Regions from separate parts of the Homo sapiens genome. Here region 2 is linked to region 1. The links are chromatin contacts, found by Hi-C or POLR2A ChIA-PET in ENCODE. All regions are on one chromosome and are shown on one strand. Each heading gives the region's core, a stretch centred on a gene start or an enhancer-like site at or near the end of the contact. The rest is flanking DNA. Distances are from core to core; before and after follow the strand shown.

Region 1 (7,375 bases), core at 3,150-5,649:
CAGTGGGGAATTCTGCTCAGGGAGACTGATTGAGTACCCAGAGTTATGAGTCCCACCTAAATCAAAGGTTAATGAAATATCAAGTAAGATGTGGAAGTACAAGATTCATTAAGCCCAAATGTCACTCAGAAGATACTTAGTGTTTACTATAGGACAAACATTGGGCTAGGACCTTAATGGTGAACTAACAGAGACTCTGCCCTAAATTGGTAATATAGTAGGCTTTCAAGCAAACAGGCAATTATATGTGCTAAGATAGAGTTAAGCAGAGAATGCTATGGAAGCATGTAAGAACAGTTAATCTAATCTGTGTGGCTTTGGGAAAGCTCTAAGGATGGAATGTTAAGACTTCTGCTACTAGTTCGAATACAGAAAGATGCATGAAAGCCTTTTATTTAGTGGTAATAAGAAATAACCAGATAAAAATCATACTTTTTATGGGGCTGTTGAAAAGCCATGTATGTAAGACCTTAATGAAATAAATTCTATAGTCATGCCTATGTTTGGAGGAACATAGTTGAGCAGAGAGCTGTGGCATTGCCATGCCCAGGGAGAAGGGCGTGGTCTGGATACAAGTAGATGGAAGAACAAGCCTGCAACACTCTAGGAGACTTTGCAGAGTTAAGGAGAAAGTGGCTAAGACTTTGCTACAAGCTGGTGAGACAGACTTGGGTCTGGAAGGACCTCAATCACGAAAATAAATCACTTGGGCCTACACCCTACCCCTAAGATTGCTAAGAAAGCAGTAATGGAGGAAATGTTTTCGGTAAGTAGAATTCACTAAATCTTGCACATTCTTATGGTGCTTGGATTCCTGAGCCCTGCTGAAGCTGAATCCGAAGGTGAACCAAATGATCTGAAACTATGGCCCATCCCTCTCTAACACAGACAAGATCCAAGAGCTCAGTCCTTTGCAGGAGGTTGAATTGAATTAACTGCAGGTAAACTTAATCTAAAGCTGCAGCCCAGCATCAGCTCAATTCAAATTGTGAATGAATCTGAATGTTCCATTTCTCACTGAACTTTGTTCTTTTTTTCACAATGTCCATAATAAAATTAAAAATTATAAGACATGCTAAAAAGCAGGAAACATAACCCATAATTAGGAAAAAGTTGTCAATAGAACCAGGCACATAGATGAACCAGAAATTGGCATTATTAGATAAGGACTTTTTAAAAACTTATAAATTTGGTTTTTTTAATATAGAGGAAAAGATGAATGAAGGGAATTTCAAGAGAAAAACAAACTCTAAAAAACAGATTTTTAGAAAAAAATACATCTGAAATCAACTTATTAGATGAGTTCTGGAACTAAATTGGAAACTAGAAAATAGTTAAATTGGAAACTAGAAAATACTTGAAGATAGGTTTGTAAGAATTATCCACACTGAAACACAGGGAGAAAAGAAAATGATTGGGGGGAAATGAGCAGAGCACCGTGATCTATGGGCAAAATCAAGCAGTCTAACATACAAGTATTTTTGAAGTCCCAGAAAAAGAGAAAAATGACAAAAACATTTTTTGAAGAATTAATGGCCAAAAATCTTTCTTCCAAATTTGATTTAGAACACCAACCCACAGATCTGAGCAGCTCAGCAAACTACAAGCAGGATAAATACAAAGAAAACCATACCCATACCCCACGCACATTATATTCAAACTTGAAAACCAAGGATAAAGGAGAGAAGATATGTGAAGAATGAGTAGGAGTTAGCCAGGCAGGGGTTGTTGGGAAGCAGGGGAGATTGTTCCAGGCAGAGGGAAGACAACATCTTGAAAGACCCACACACAGCAAGCAATTCCAGGAATTGAAAGAAGTTATTTGGGGCTAAGGAGAAAGTTATAACAGTGAGAGGTAAGGTTAAAGAAGTGGCCAAGAGCCACAGAGAGGACCTGTGAGCATAGTATCTGAGGGAGATGGGGAACAAAATTATATCCTGAGTAATATAATCAGATTTGTCTTTTTAAAAATCACTATGGCTACAATGTGTGGAGTAGCTTGGAGAGACACAAAATGGAGGCAGGAAGAGGCTATTGCAGTAACCCAGGCACAAAAGTGTGTTGTACAGAACTTGAGATATGGCAGTAAGGATGGAGAGTTACAGACTGATTCAAGAACTACTTAGGAAGTAGAAGAGGTAAGATTTGATGAATGACTAGATGTAAAGGAGGATGGAGTAAAGAGTGACTGTTAGACCTATGCAACATTTCCAGGTTCAGCCACCTACCCTCAAGTCACATTCATTACCTTGTACCAAACAGAATGTCCCGAAATGCAATTCTGATCATGCCACCCCCTGCTTAAAAGCTCTTCTGTAGCTCCCATCATTTCTCTGCTCTAGATCTTTCCATGACTTCCCATCATACCCAGAGTGAAAGCCAAAGTCCTTATGATGTCCCATAAAGCTCTGCATGATCAGGTCTCCACATAACTTTTAGCCATCATGTCCTTCAGTTCCCCACCTTGCTCACTCTGCTTCAGCTATACTGGCTTCCAATGTAAGGTCTGGGTTAGATATATAAATGTGAGAAACTCTAGAGATTGGGGACATAAGAAGCAACCAGCAAAAGAAACTGAAAGGAAATGACCATAGTGATACAAAGAAAACCAGAGAAGATCTGCCTTCCTGAAAGAAAAATTAAGAAAGTTCAATCAGGAGAAGGTGATCACGCTAAGGTTAAGCTGGGCAACGTGCAACTTTAAGAAACACCACCCACACCCAAATAATTGCTACAGATGGCCTATGAATCACATTAGATAAACATGGACTATAGTATCAAATCTGGCATAAAAGGCCCTTAAACGAAAATTTTCTGGCTACGTCTCCTGAGGCAGAATAGGGTCTGGAGGCAGGGAACCTAACGCCGATTCACGCTGACTTCCTAGAACTAAATCAAAAGGTAAACCCCAAATTTCCACACCTAAGTAACAAAAGGACCAGCGGCTACTCCCTTTGCAAATCCCCACCTTTTCTGACAGGCAGATGGAAATTGAAAGTACCTCAACCAATCAGACTGATTGCGGGCCAAATCTTCCTTTGCATAGAAGTGCAACTAAGTAACATCACTTTAGCCAATGATTGGTTGCTTTCCACAACCAATCAGATGTTTGTATAGGAGTATGACCTTTGTCATTTTACTTCAGCCTCTGATTGGTTGCTTTCCATAACCAATCAGACTGATTGTGGGCCACCACTTCATTTGCATGAGGAGAACACCAGTGTCCAATGGGAAATCTCTAGTGGGTATTTGGACCTAAGAAGATTCTGTATCCAGTACACTGTGGAGCGTACTTTGGTTTTCAATGAATCTTTGCTTTTGTTGGTTCATTCTCTCCTTGATTTGTGCGTTTTGTCCAATTCTTTGTTCAAAAGAACCTGGACACCCTCCACCAGTAACACTCTTACCTCATTTCCTACCATTCTCCATTTATGGGATTATTTGCTTCAACCAAACCAACAGGCCAGGTGCCAGTGGCTCACACCTATAATCCCAGCACTTAGGGAGGCCAAGGCATGAGGATCATTTGAGCCAAAGGGTTTGAGACTAAGGTGAGCTATGATCCTCACTGCACGCCAGACTGGGTAACAAAGCGAGACCCCCCATCTTTAAAACAAAACTGCCCACTGCAGTCTTGGTCTTCATCTTTTTGATGCTCCCTGTAAGTGGCAGTCACTTCCGTAGGTTTGTGCCTCACATCTAGTAGTTGACATTTTATTTCATGTTTTAAAAACCTTTGGAAGACCAGGCGCGTTGGCTCACGCCTGTAATCCCAGCACTCTGTGAGGCTGAGGCAGGAGAATCGTGTGAGGCTGAGGCAGGAGAATCGCTTGAGGCCAGGAGTTCGAGACCAGCCTGGGGAAATAGCGAGAACTTGTGTGTATACACACACACACGCTTTGGAAGTAGGTCTTATTTCTCATTCTTCAGGGCATAAACCTCTCCCGTGCAGCAATCAAACTCAATCTTTGTTTTCCCAGTAAAAGCCTAGCAGAGTATATGGCACTTAGGATTAACAACAACAAAAAAAAAATTGTTGCTCAAGGAATGACGGAGTTATTATATAACAGACAGGACTAAGTAGGGATAACCTCAAAAGGACGCAACTTCTGGCTTTGTTTTTTTGTTTTGTTTTGTTGCCTCCTTTCTAAGATTTCAGTGCTCTAACTGCATCCTTGCACCACCGCGCGCCACCCCGAAATTGACGTCACAATCTGGACTAAAACTACCAATCCCAGAATGCCGAGCGAGGAGGCGGGCTCTCCGGAAGCCGCCGAGTGATTAGTGAGCGGAGAAGCTTTCTTCCGGCGGGAAGGGCCCCGGAGGCGGGCACTTGGGGGGAAAGTTGAGACGTGATTACCGGGTTGGGCGGGCCCCATCTGGGAGGGGTTTGTGGGTGAACTCGGGGTCCACCGCCCGCTGAGGAGATGGATGAGGACGGGCTTCCTCTCATGGGGTCAGGCATAGACCTGACCAAGGTTTGTAAAAGACGGTGCTAGACTCCCGACGAGCCGGGAGGAGGATGGGGAAGACGCAGCTTTCCGGGGAGACACCCACCTTCCGAGTCCCCACCCTGTCACGGCCTCGGGCCCTTGTGACAGGCCTGTGGGGCCTCAGGAGGGAGAGCCCCACAGTCCACCTTGAAATGGGGTCCCTCCTGAGCTGATTAAGGAGACGGTGTGCATCTCCCAACTGTCGCTTCCCATCTCGCTTGTCTCTCTGCCGCCGGCGACACACGCCGGTTGCGATAGCTAGCCCTACCTCTTATTCAGCCCCCAAGATTTTGTGTGTGTTTATGTGTGGTGCTTTTTGCCTGCCAAAATTCGTACCAGTGAGTCTAGAGCCTGTTCTCAAACTTTTGTGCACCTCTGTCATCTTCGGACACCCCACCCACAGCTTAGGAAACAAGTTAATGACTATTCCCAGTCCTTCAAGAAATTCATATCACACAGCAAAGTGCCTCGTGATTATGTCCAAATATGAAAAGATTTGCACTGTGTACGTTCCTCCTGTATGAACCATGTTTGTTTTTACGTAACACAGGTGCCAGCTATTCAACAGAAAAGAACGGTGGCTTTTCTAAACCAATTTGTGGTGCACACTGTACAGTTCCTCAACCGCTTTTCTACAGTTTGTGAGGAGGTAGGTCCGGTGATACTGGTTTATAGAGTCGCCTGGAAATCACCTTTCACTGCTGAGACTGACAAATGGAGTAAAACAAGAATTACAGTCTTTATTCATGTACCGTGACCTCTCATCACCCAATTGTGTTAACACATCTTAGGTTCTCTTTTACTCTGTTAAAATCAATCCTGCACCCCTCCTCTACTGAGTTAGTGTTCTAGAGGTCCCTGTGAGATAGGTCAGTCAGGCTTATTGCGATTAAAGGGAACAATAGGAAATCTAATTTTTTTTTTTTTTTTTTTTTTTTTTGTGAGACAGGGTCTCACTCTGTCACCCAAGCTACAGTGCAGTGGCGCGATCTCGGCTCACTGCAACCTCCACCTCCCGGGTTCAAGCGATTCTCCTGCCTCAGCCTCCTGAGTAGCTGGGATTACAGGCATGCGCCACCATGCCTGGCTAATTTTTTATATTTAGTAGAAACGGGGTTCCAACATGTTGATCAAGCTGGTCTCGAATTCCTGACCTTGGGCGATCCACTAGCCTCGGCCTCCCAAAGTGCTGGGATTACAGGCGTGAGCCACCGCGCCCGGCTTCTAAAATTTCACAGTTGAAAACAGTTTTTATTTTGCAATTTGTCATTCGTTCCCGTACCCCAAAACCACATTGTTTAAATTTATTTTACATTCTGGATCTAAAAGATGGCTAGAGGAGATAGCCTAGAAACATAACTTTGGCATCAAATATGATTATAGAAATGAAAATATTTTCTGCAAATGACTTGTGATGTAAGGATTAAGTACCCAACTAGGGATTAGGTACCAGAACTGGCACAGCAGTGCGCACCTGTAATCCCAGCTACTCGGGAGGCAGAGGCAGGAGGATCACTTGCGCCCGGGAATTTGAGACAAGACTGGACAACAGAGAAACTCAGTGTTTTGTTTTTGTTTTTGTTTTAAAAAAGAGGATTAGGTACTAGATCCAGGATCCAGGGAATCCCTGTCTTTTAAAAAGCCAAAAGAGGATGGGGAAGACAATGGGAACCATGGGTTGAAATTGCATTTAAGGAAAGAGCAAAGTAAATTATGGGACTTAGATATTCACAAGTAAGTCTGTTGAACATTCTGTCTTATGTAAGGTATAGCCTTAGCAATTAGAGTTTTTGTTAAGTGTGTTACTACTATTAATAAAAATTGCATGGAGATGGGAAAACTATTTTTTACTTGTATGAAATTCCAGTTATTGTTTTGTCTAATTATCAACATTTCTTCTGCCTTCTAAGACAAAGTAAAATATAGTAATTGGTAGAGTAAGGGGCTTAATTCAATTTAGTTTTATATGTTAATGGCCAGAAACTAGGTGCTTGCTTCCAGTCAGTTTTATTTCGTTCCTACTATCTCTCTAAATAATTTAGGATATAAAATTGACTGAATAAAAACCAGTAAGCCAAGGTTTTCACCCTTCGATTTTTATACCAGGGCAAGATGGAGAAGTATCTGGAAAGGGACTGTCCCAGGATTACTAGCAGAAAGAAGCAAATACTCTTATCCCCATAGCCCTTATCATCAAGCTGAAAAATAAAGAACAAAGCAACAAGTAAACACACCTATGAAAGCAACTTGTTTGAGCTGTCCTGAAACAGGGATAGCCCTTCACCTTTGTAGTGCCTAATGGTTCTTGAATGAGAGCTGTTTACTGACAACTAGATCAAAGAAAACAATAGTCATCTCATTTATTGATAGATTATGATCAAAGCCTCATGAGTCACTCTTTAACCTCCTCCTGTTCCTGTCTCAACTTCTCTGCAGCTGTTCTGGCTGTATCTGTATTCTAGTACTTCTTTGAACTCTAGAGAAAAGTTTGTTCATCAAAACCTCATGAAGTTTAAAGGTAGTCTATTGCCTTTTGTCCTTTTTCAAAAATCTTATTTCTTTATTTAAATTGACAGGTAAAAATTGTATTTTTATGATGTACAACATGATGTTTTGATATATGAATACATTGTGGAATGGCCAAACCAAGCTATTTAACATAAGCAATGCCTCACGTACTTACTTTTTTTTGTGGTGAGCACACTTAAAATCGCCTCTCTTAGCAATTTTCAATACAATATATTGTTATTAACAGCAGTCACCATGACATGTAGGAGATCTCTTGAACTTATTCCTCCTGCCTAACTGAAATTTTGTATCCTTTAACCGCATCTCCCCAATCCTCTTAACCCCAAGCCCCTGCTAACCACCATTCTACTCAA
Region 2 (7,375 bases), core at 4,623-7,122, 3.0 Mb before region 1:
TCTCATTAGGTTGTAATTTTTGTTTACAGAGGTTTTATCTGAGTTTGTGGTTTTTCCCAAAATACTAAGAACCTTGTATAGTAAAAACAATAAAATAACTGCCCAATAATAGAACTTAAACAGAGGTTCCGAAGAGAGCAACTGCGGAGATGGAGTCTGTCATATAATAAGATTGTAAAGATTAGAAAGCTTCTGTAGGGGAAGATAAAAACTAAGAGATGATTTCACCCTTTTATAAAATCTGAGAGTTGAGAAAAAAAACAGATTTTATAATCCTATCTAGAAGAGGCCCTTAAAGCCCAACAGCAAGTCTTAAAAAAATCAACAAGTATTACTTAATGGCGAGAAAGCCCAACAGCATCTGTTTAAAAAATCAACATGTATTACTTAATGCCAAGTGACAGATATATGAAACTTATTACCCTCAGAGATAGTACAGGTTGAGAATGACAGTTTCCTAGTAGAGTTCCTATAACTTACATACAATGATTCTCACAGAAGTGTTGAGGAACAAAAAGAGACAATTACAAATTTGGGGGGGGATGATTTTTAAAGTAAGACTAAGTCTATCCAGCCTGCAAGAAAAGAAGTCAAAGGAAAGTAATTTCAGTTTACAAATATATAAAGTATTTGTGAGGCAGTTCAGGGTATTGGATAAGGGCACAGGCTCTGGAGTCAAGCTGCCTGATATTCATTATTTAACTAAATGTGTCACTTACTTGACTAAGTTACTTAACTTTTCTATGCCTTAGTTTTCTCATTTACAAATGGAGATGACATTGTATCTACTTTATAGGATTGTGGTGGGAATTAAAAGTCAATACTTGTCCTATAATGCAATACTAAAAAGATAACCCAATTTAAAAATGGGCAAAGGATGTGAACAGACATTTCTCCAAAGAAAACAGACACATGGCCATAAGCACATGAAAAGATGCTCAACATTATTAGCCATCAGAAATGCAAATCAAAGCCACAATGAGCTTTCACATTCACTAGGAAGAATATAATCAAGACAATAAAGGCTGGCAAGGATGTAGAGAAACTGGAACCCTCATGCAGTGCTGGTAGTAATGTAAAATGGTATAGCCATATTGGAAAACATTCTGGCAGTTCCTCAAAAAGTTAAACATAGTTACCACATAACCCAGGATTTCCACTCCCATATATACATATGTATAAAATATACACACAATGTACACACATTTTATATACAATATACTTATATATGTCTACACAAAATCATGTGCCCAAATGCTCATAGCAGCCAAATAGTAGAAAAATCCAATGTCTATCAACTGATGAATGGATAAATAAAATGTGGTTATCCATTCCTTACAATGGAATATTATTCAGCAACAGCAAAAAAAGAAAGTACTAAAAACATGTGACAACATAGATGAGCCTTGAAAACATAAGTTAAAGAAGCCAGCAACAAAGGAGCACATATCGTATGATTTCATTTATATGAAGTGTACAGAGGAGACAAACACATAGAGATAAAAAGTAGATTGACTGGTGGTTGCCTAGGGCAGGTATGCCATGGCATGAACTGGGGGTTGATTATCACACGGTACATGGTTTCTTTTTTGGGGGCTGAGAACGTTCTAACATTGACTGTTGTGATGGTTGTACAACTCAGTGAATATGCTAAAAACAACTGAATTATACAATTTAAATGAGTGAATTGTATGATATATGAATTATATCTCAAGAAAGCTGTTATAAAAACAAGTCAGTGTGTGACTTAGGACAGTGTGTAATACACAAGTGCTCAATAAAATGTAAATTATTTTTCAAGTGGTAACAAACTAATTTTAAAGATAAAAGAAATATTTCAAAATGGAAAGAGTAATGTATTTTATACATTAAAAAATTACTCACACATTAACATCTATATAGCATGAGAGAACTTTTCAGAAATGGTGAAAATATTCTCTATCTTAATTGGGATATGAGTTACAAGTGTTTGGCAAAATTAAGAGTATCTGCATTTCACTCTATGTAAAATAGTCTCAATCAAGAAAAAACAAAGCCTGAATATTCTATCCAGCCCTCATTTTCTTAATAATGAAAATCAAAGGCAAGCTCAAAGACTTGGAGTTTGTGTCATTCTTTGACACTAAAGGCTGTGTGTTTGTCATTCTTAAACAGAAAACACACACATTTAAAAAACATCTGCATGGCTTAGAGAAAAGGAAATTAACAATTTTCTCCAACTTTCATTTTGTTCTTAGATTTCAAATAAAAATACTTTTTCCATTTTAAAAAATTATGTTTTCAGGATATAGTATGTCCAGAAAATATATACATATATTTTTAAAAAATCAAATCAAACCTTTAATGCTATAGGATCAAGATTGAAATCCCAAACATCTCCAATTGAGTCATCCAGAGCGTCCTCAATTCTTCTCAGTTGAGAGGTATACTCCTCAAGAAATTTCCCATAATTCTTAAGTTGGACTTCGGCATGAATTTCTAAGTTTAAATTTTAAAACAGTATGTGATAAGTGCAAGTAATGAATTGCAGGACATTTACTTCAAATAACCTCAAAAGTCACGCAAAGCACTGTTAATTATTACTCTGGAATGTCTGGACTTCCTGAAAATAAAGTTCCAAAGTTAAACAACAATTCAGCTTTCAATCTTCTCTATACACGAAATAATTTTAAAAGCAGTAGATGTTACCATATATAAAGTTACTACCTTAAAACCCTAACATATTATGAAAAAGCCACTAGCCCATCTACCCCCATAATAGAGGGCTTTGAACCAATCTGAAAAGTGCCTTAAACAATTCAATGTCCTGATTCTATCTTTTAGTCATGAACAACTCTTTTGCAAAAACAAATATTCATGATCTGAAGGTGAAAAAAACAGTCTGTCACAGAAGTAACACTTAAAAATGTAGTTTTTAATTCTATACACACTAATGTTTAATAATACACCTAAATATTTTTAAATGGAGGTTTTATACCTGCTTGAGCATATTATTTCTATAATGTCTAAAATTTAACCAAGATATTTGTTAAATTATTTAACTGTCATAATCAAGTTGGAAAAACCAGCAAAGAACACTGCTTGACTACAGAATACTATGCTGTTCTTCACAGAATTAACACATTCATAGGTAACTTTAAGGAATCATTGGAATAAGCTGGATTTTAAAATATGCCTATTCGTCAAAGTATTTCACGTTACACATAAAAATTCATTACTTGTTCCCAAAGGTAACAAATTCAACTCCAACTCAGTTTCTTTTATTGATATGAATAACTTTATTCAACCTTTGTCTTCTAAAAAAGGTAAAAATTTGCTCTCCTCAAATTAGCAATGTGAAGCAAGTAAGAGAAAGTGTGTTCTGACTCATGCTGTATTAAAGTATAAAGACCTAGCCCCCACTCTCCTTTATTCTTCAACCACATAAAGTTTTAAATCCGGTGAATCCATTTAGTTCATTAAGGTTTCTGTCTTATTATAGCATTAATCTAGGCAATTTTGGAAAACAATTAGTCTAGATATGATTCACAGACCAAAAATTAATGAACGCCAAGCACAGGGAGGTGTTCTCTTCCCTACAGCTTACATATAAGACTGCCCAGATTCTCAGAACCCCAAATAGTTGTCTTATTCTCAACTACACAGGAAATGACCAGTCAAAGCTGCATTTGACCAGCAAATGACTTCTTAAAGACAATGCTAGGCCGGGCATGGTGGCTCACCCCAACACTTTAGGAGGCCAAGGCCGGTGGGTCGCTTGAGACCAGGAGTTCAACATGGCAAAACCTTGTCTCTATCCCAATTTAAAAAGAAAAAATCAGCCAGCTACTAAGGAGGCTGAGGTAGGAAGATCACCTGAGCTCAGCTGGTCGAGGCTGCAGTGAGCCGTGGCGATGCCACGGCACTGGGCGACAGAGTGAGACCTTGTCTCGAAAAAAAAAAAAAAAAAAAAAGACAATGCTAGAGAAACACCACGCCAATAAATCACTCCTTTAGTATGTTCAGGGATTCACAAACAGGAAACAGAAAACCTAAAATAACATTAAAAGTTCCTTGCTGACAATAAACGGTTGTAAAATTGGTGAAAGTTAAAATAACAAAAGTTGAGATAAGAACTACATGGTAATTTTTTAAGAGTAAAAATTCCAAAAACCTACTTAACATGCTCATCTTTGTCAACAGACTGCACTCCTTGTTTTATCTTTTTATCCCTAATATCTAGCACAGCCACTGGTTGTAGAAAATATCTGTTGAGTGAATCAGACCATTCTACTCCAGGCTGAACCATTTTCAAACTCAATTAACATAACTCTATTCCAATTTTTTTTGAAGATACCAGTTCGTCATCTTTGTCCATAAAACATATATGACAAGGTACAGTTCACTTTATAACAATACAGAATCCCCTCCACAAAAAAAAATTAAAAGATTTTGTCATTATCTCCAAGGTTAATTTTTATGCTGCATAAGAGCTAATACCTTATTATCACCCAGGCTAGAGTGCAATGGCGCGATCTCGGCTCACTGCAACCTCCGCCTGCCGGGTTCAAGCGATTCTCCTGCCTCAGCCTCCCAAGTAGCTGGAATTACAGGCGCTCGCCACCAAGCCCAGCTATTTATTTTTTAGTAGAGACGGGGTTTCACCATGTTAGCCAGGCTGGTCTTGAACTCCTGACCTCAGGAATGTTTTGTGAAAAACTGCAACCCATCCTGGATGTAGCTCACTCTTCTCTGAGAGACTTGTAAAACCTAATTCATCTAACATTGTAGGCATTAGTCTCTCTTCGTAAATCAAGCAAAATTCATCCGGAATTTTTAAAAGCAACGTTCCACCTTTTGGGAAAACTATGAGGGAAAAAAAAAATCACAAACAGCATGCTCCAATCTCTCTTAGATCACTTACACAGATTACTATGACCAAAGATAAGAAGCAGATTGCCAACTTGTATTTATTTCAAGTAGAGTTTCACTACAATTAATTTGGCCTCAATATTTTACTGAAAGAAACACAATTTGTTTATTTCGGGATAGACTTCTAAGTTAAAATCAGACAATTCGATCTTGTGAAGCAAAATTTGAAGATTTGCTGTAATTTTTGAAGCCTTTATAACTGCGATGGAAACTGCAGAACATCACTGAAAAATATCACTTAGCATAAATAAAAGGCCTGGAAAATGATAAAATGACATTCACGTGTTTATTTTCGCAGGGTGAAAAGTTCTTTTTTCGCTCCCTTCTACGGTTATAGCAACGCGATGGGAAAGACACCCAAACTTGCAAAAGTTGATTTGGGAGGAAAAGAAGAAAAACAGGAAACCGAAACAGGAACCCAGACATCAGCGTCCTCCAGAGCTGAACGCTCAGAATCTGGCGAAATCCCCAAGAGGCCAGAGACAGAAGCAGCCTGGGATCCCGGGGCCGCTGGGCCTCCCGGGCGCGCCCCGCCCAAGCCCCGGGGCAGCTGAAGGGGGACGCCGCTCCCCGCGGGGCACCGCAGGCTCCCCAGGAGAGTCTCCGCCTCACACGCCGAGCCCTGAACGGGCAGCCTGACCCGCCGTGGCTGGGACCCCAACCCCGAAAGTAACGCTGGAGAGCGCGTCCCTCGCACACCCCAAGGGCTCTGAAGTGTCCCGCACCAGACGGCTGCGCAGCCGTCCCTCTCGCAGGAGCGCTGCCCAGCCCAGAACAGCGGCGGGCCGAAGGAGCGTCCACCCGCAGCCCTCGCCCTGCAGCTCCCTTACTCTGCGAGCCGTCGTCAACGCGGTCAAACTCCCAGTCCGGGGACAGAGTCTCCACCGCCATCACCCCGGCGCCTCCCACAGACACAGCCCCAACCAGCCCGTGCGGCGACGACGGCCTCACCCCAGCTACTGTCACAGCACGTGACTTCCGGCCCCGGCCCCGCCTCCGCTCGCGAGGGCCGGCCGGGCTCGTTGCCCCTGCGACCGCGGGGGCCCCTGGGAAAGCGAGTCCTCCGCCGTGGCCGAAGGCGGCCGCCATGGCGCCGGCAGTGCCAGCGGGCGTCTTGCGACCCGGCTCGGGCTTCGCCACCATTCACTGTGCTTCTCAAGCCACTTCGGCACTCTAATTTCGCCCTGCTCTCTCTAGACGATTTTTAATACCTGGGAAAGTTACTCCCCAGTCTAACCTAAAAAGGTAGAATTGATGGGGTGGGGAATTAACAGGAAGGCATGATCCTCGAGGATAACGCTGACCAGGCGCTTCTTCCAACAAGCCTGTTTCCCTCTCTGTCGCCACCGTAGGAGTTCCTACAGCTCTCCCGCACATTCTGTACGGATTGTTTTTTAGTCAAGACGTTCTGTGCGAGAGGAGAAGTTACTTTATGAACACCCTAACAGGGGATCTTACGACCTCTTCCCCGCTCTCCACTCAGTCCTTTTAAAAACGCGAGGCAGGATGAAGAACGCTATTGAAGTACATTCTAAAATGATCCCACCTGCAATTTGGATTTTTGGAGAATCGGGATCGGTGTAAAATTCTACATGCATACACGTATTTGCACAAGAATATTTATAGCAACGTGGTTTTTAATAGGAAACTATCTAAATGTTCATTACAAGTGAATTACATAAAGCTCAATACATCCATACTACGAATCACTGAAGAGCTGCTAAAATAGATGAAATATATTTATAATGGCATGAACAACCGACACAAGACAGTTGCAGAGTAATGTGTATTTGTGATTACATTTATGTTTTTAAGTTATACAAACGCGTATGTGCCTACGTGTATGTAAATTCATAGGAAGACAAATCAGAGGACGGTGGTTACCTGGGGAAAAGCATGTGTTGGTGAGTAACAGGATTTTCAAGTTTTGATGTGTCTACTTATGTGTTTTGAATCCTTAACAATGAGAATTTATTAGGGTTTTACTCTTGTAATCTTAAAAAGTACCGAAAAGAACTAATCAATGTAGGCAAAAGGTCTATTGAAGAGCATTCTTCTGAGGTCATTGGATCTGCCCTGAGTTAAATGTTTATTGAGTGCCCACTGGGTACCAGGCACCAGGCTAGATGCAGAAACTATAAAACATGTAAGAAAATTGCTTTCTGACCCTATGGCAGACTTAGTGGGCATTTCAGAAAGAAAAAAAAAATCTTGAAAAGAACAGGCATCCTTAGGGTCTAATGGCTGACAAACTTTTTTCCTGTACTTTCTGTGTGACCATGAGTTTGACTTTCCTGGATTCTTAACATTTGCATTAAATCACTGTAATTAATCTCCCAGCAGCTCATTGTGATAAATTGAACTTACAAGTCAGAAAAATTTGAGTCTATAAATACACTAATCTATTAAAGTTAATAGATTAGTAGCAAGAGGCAGTGTCATGTAATAATTGAAAGCACAGTTT

Evidence for each region. A loop is a pair of places that touch in the nucleus more often than their neighbours do. ChIA-PET counts read pairs that join two places held with the same protein, here RNA polymerase II (POLR2A). Pooled maps may share reads with other maps.
Region 2: a map of CD4-positive, alpha-beta T cell shows a loop between it and region 1 (11-fold over the local background). The contact joins the promoter of WASHC4 here to the promoter of WASHC3 in region 1. A Hi-C loop is called at or near these places in 3 of 168 maps with a recorded cell type or tissue (CD4-positive, alpha-beta T cell, CD8-positive, alpha-beta T cell and naive thymus-derived CD4-positive, alpha-beta T cell), 1 of 37 single-sample maps with no recorded cell type and 9 of 50 pooled maps. POLR2A ChIA-PET finds 5 or more read pairs at or near these places in 1 of 52 experiments (GM12878).

What each region holds. Positions count from the first base shown.
Region 1 is chr12:102,059,015-102,066,389 of GRCh38, reverse strand. It overlaps WASHC3 (WASH complex subunit 3), which reads left to right and starts at 4,399. Exons shown (of 7, transcript NM_016053.4): 1 at 4,399-4,478; 2 at 5,044-5,142. The coding sequence starts at 4,428. RefSeq lists enhancers at 4,481-4,680, 4,691-4,740.
Region 2 is chr12:105,106,228-105,113,602 of GRCh38, reverse strand. It overlaps WASHC4 (WASH complex subunit 4), which reads right to left and starts at 5,872. Exons shown (of 33, transcript NM_015275.3): 1 at 5,742-5,872; 2 at 2,339-2,478. The coding sequence starts at 5,802. It overlaps LOC414300 (a long non-coding RNA gene), which reads left to right and starts at 5,961. Exons shown (of 2, transcript NR_121211.1): 1 at 5,961-6,815. RefSeq lists enhancers at 3,606-3,765, 5,604-5,763 and silencers at 5,324-5,573, 5,784-6,063.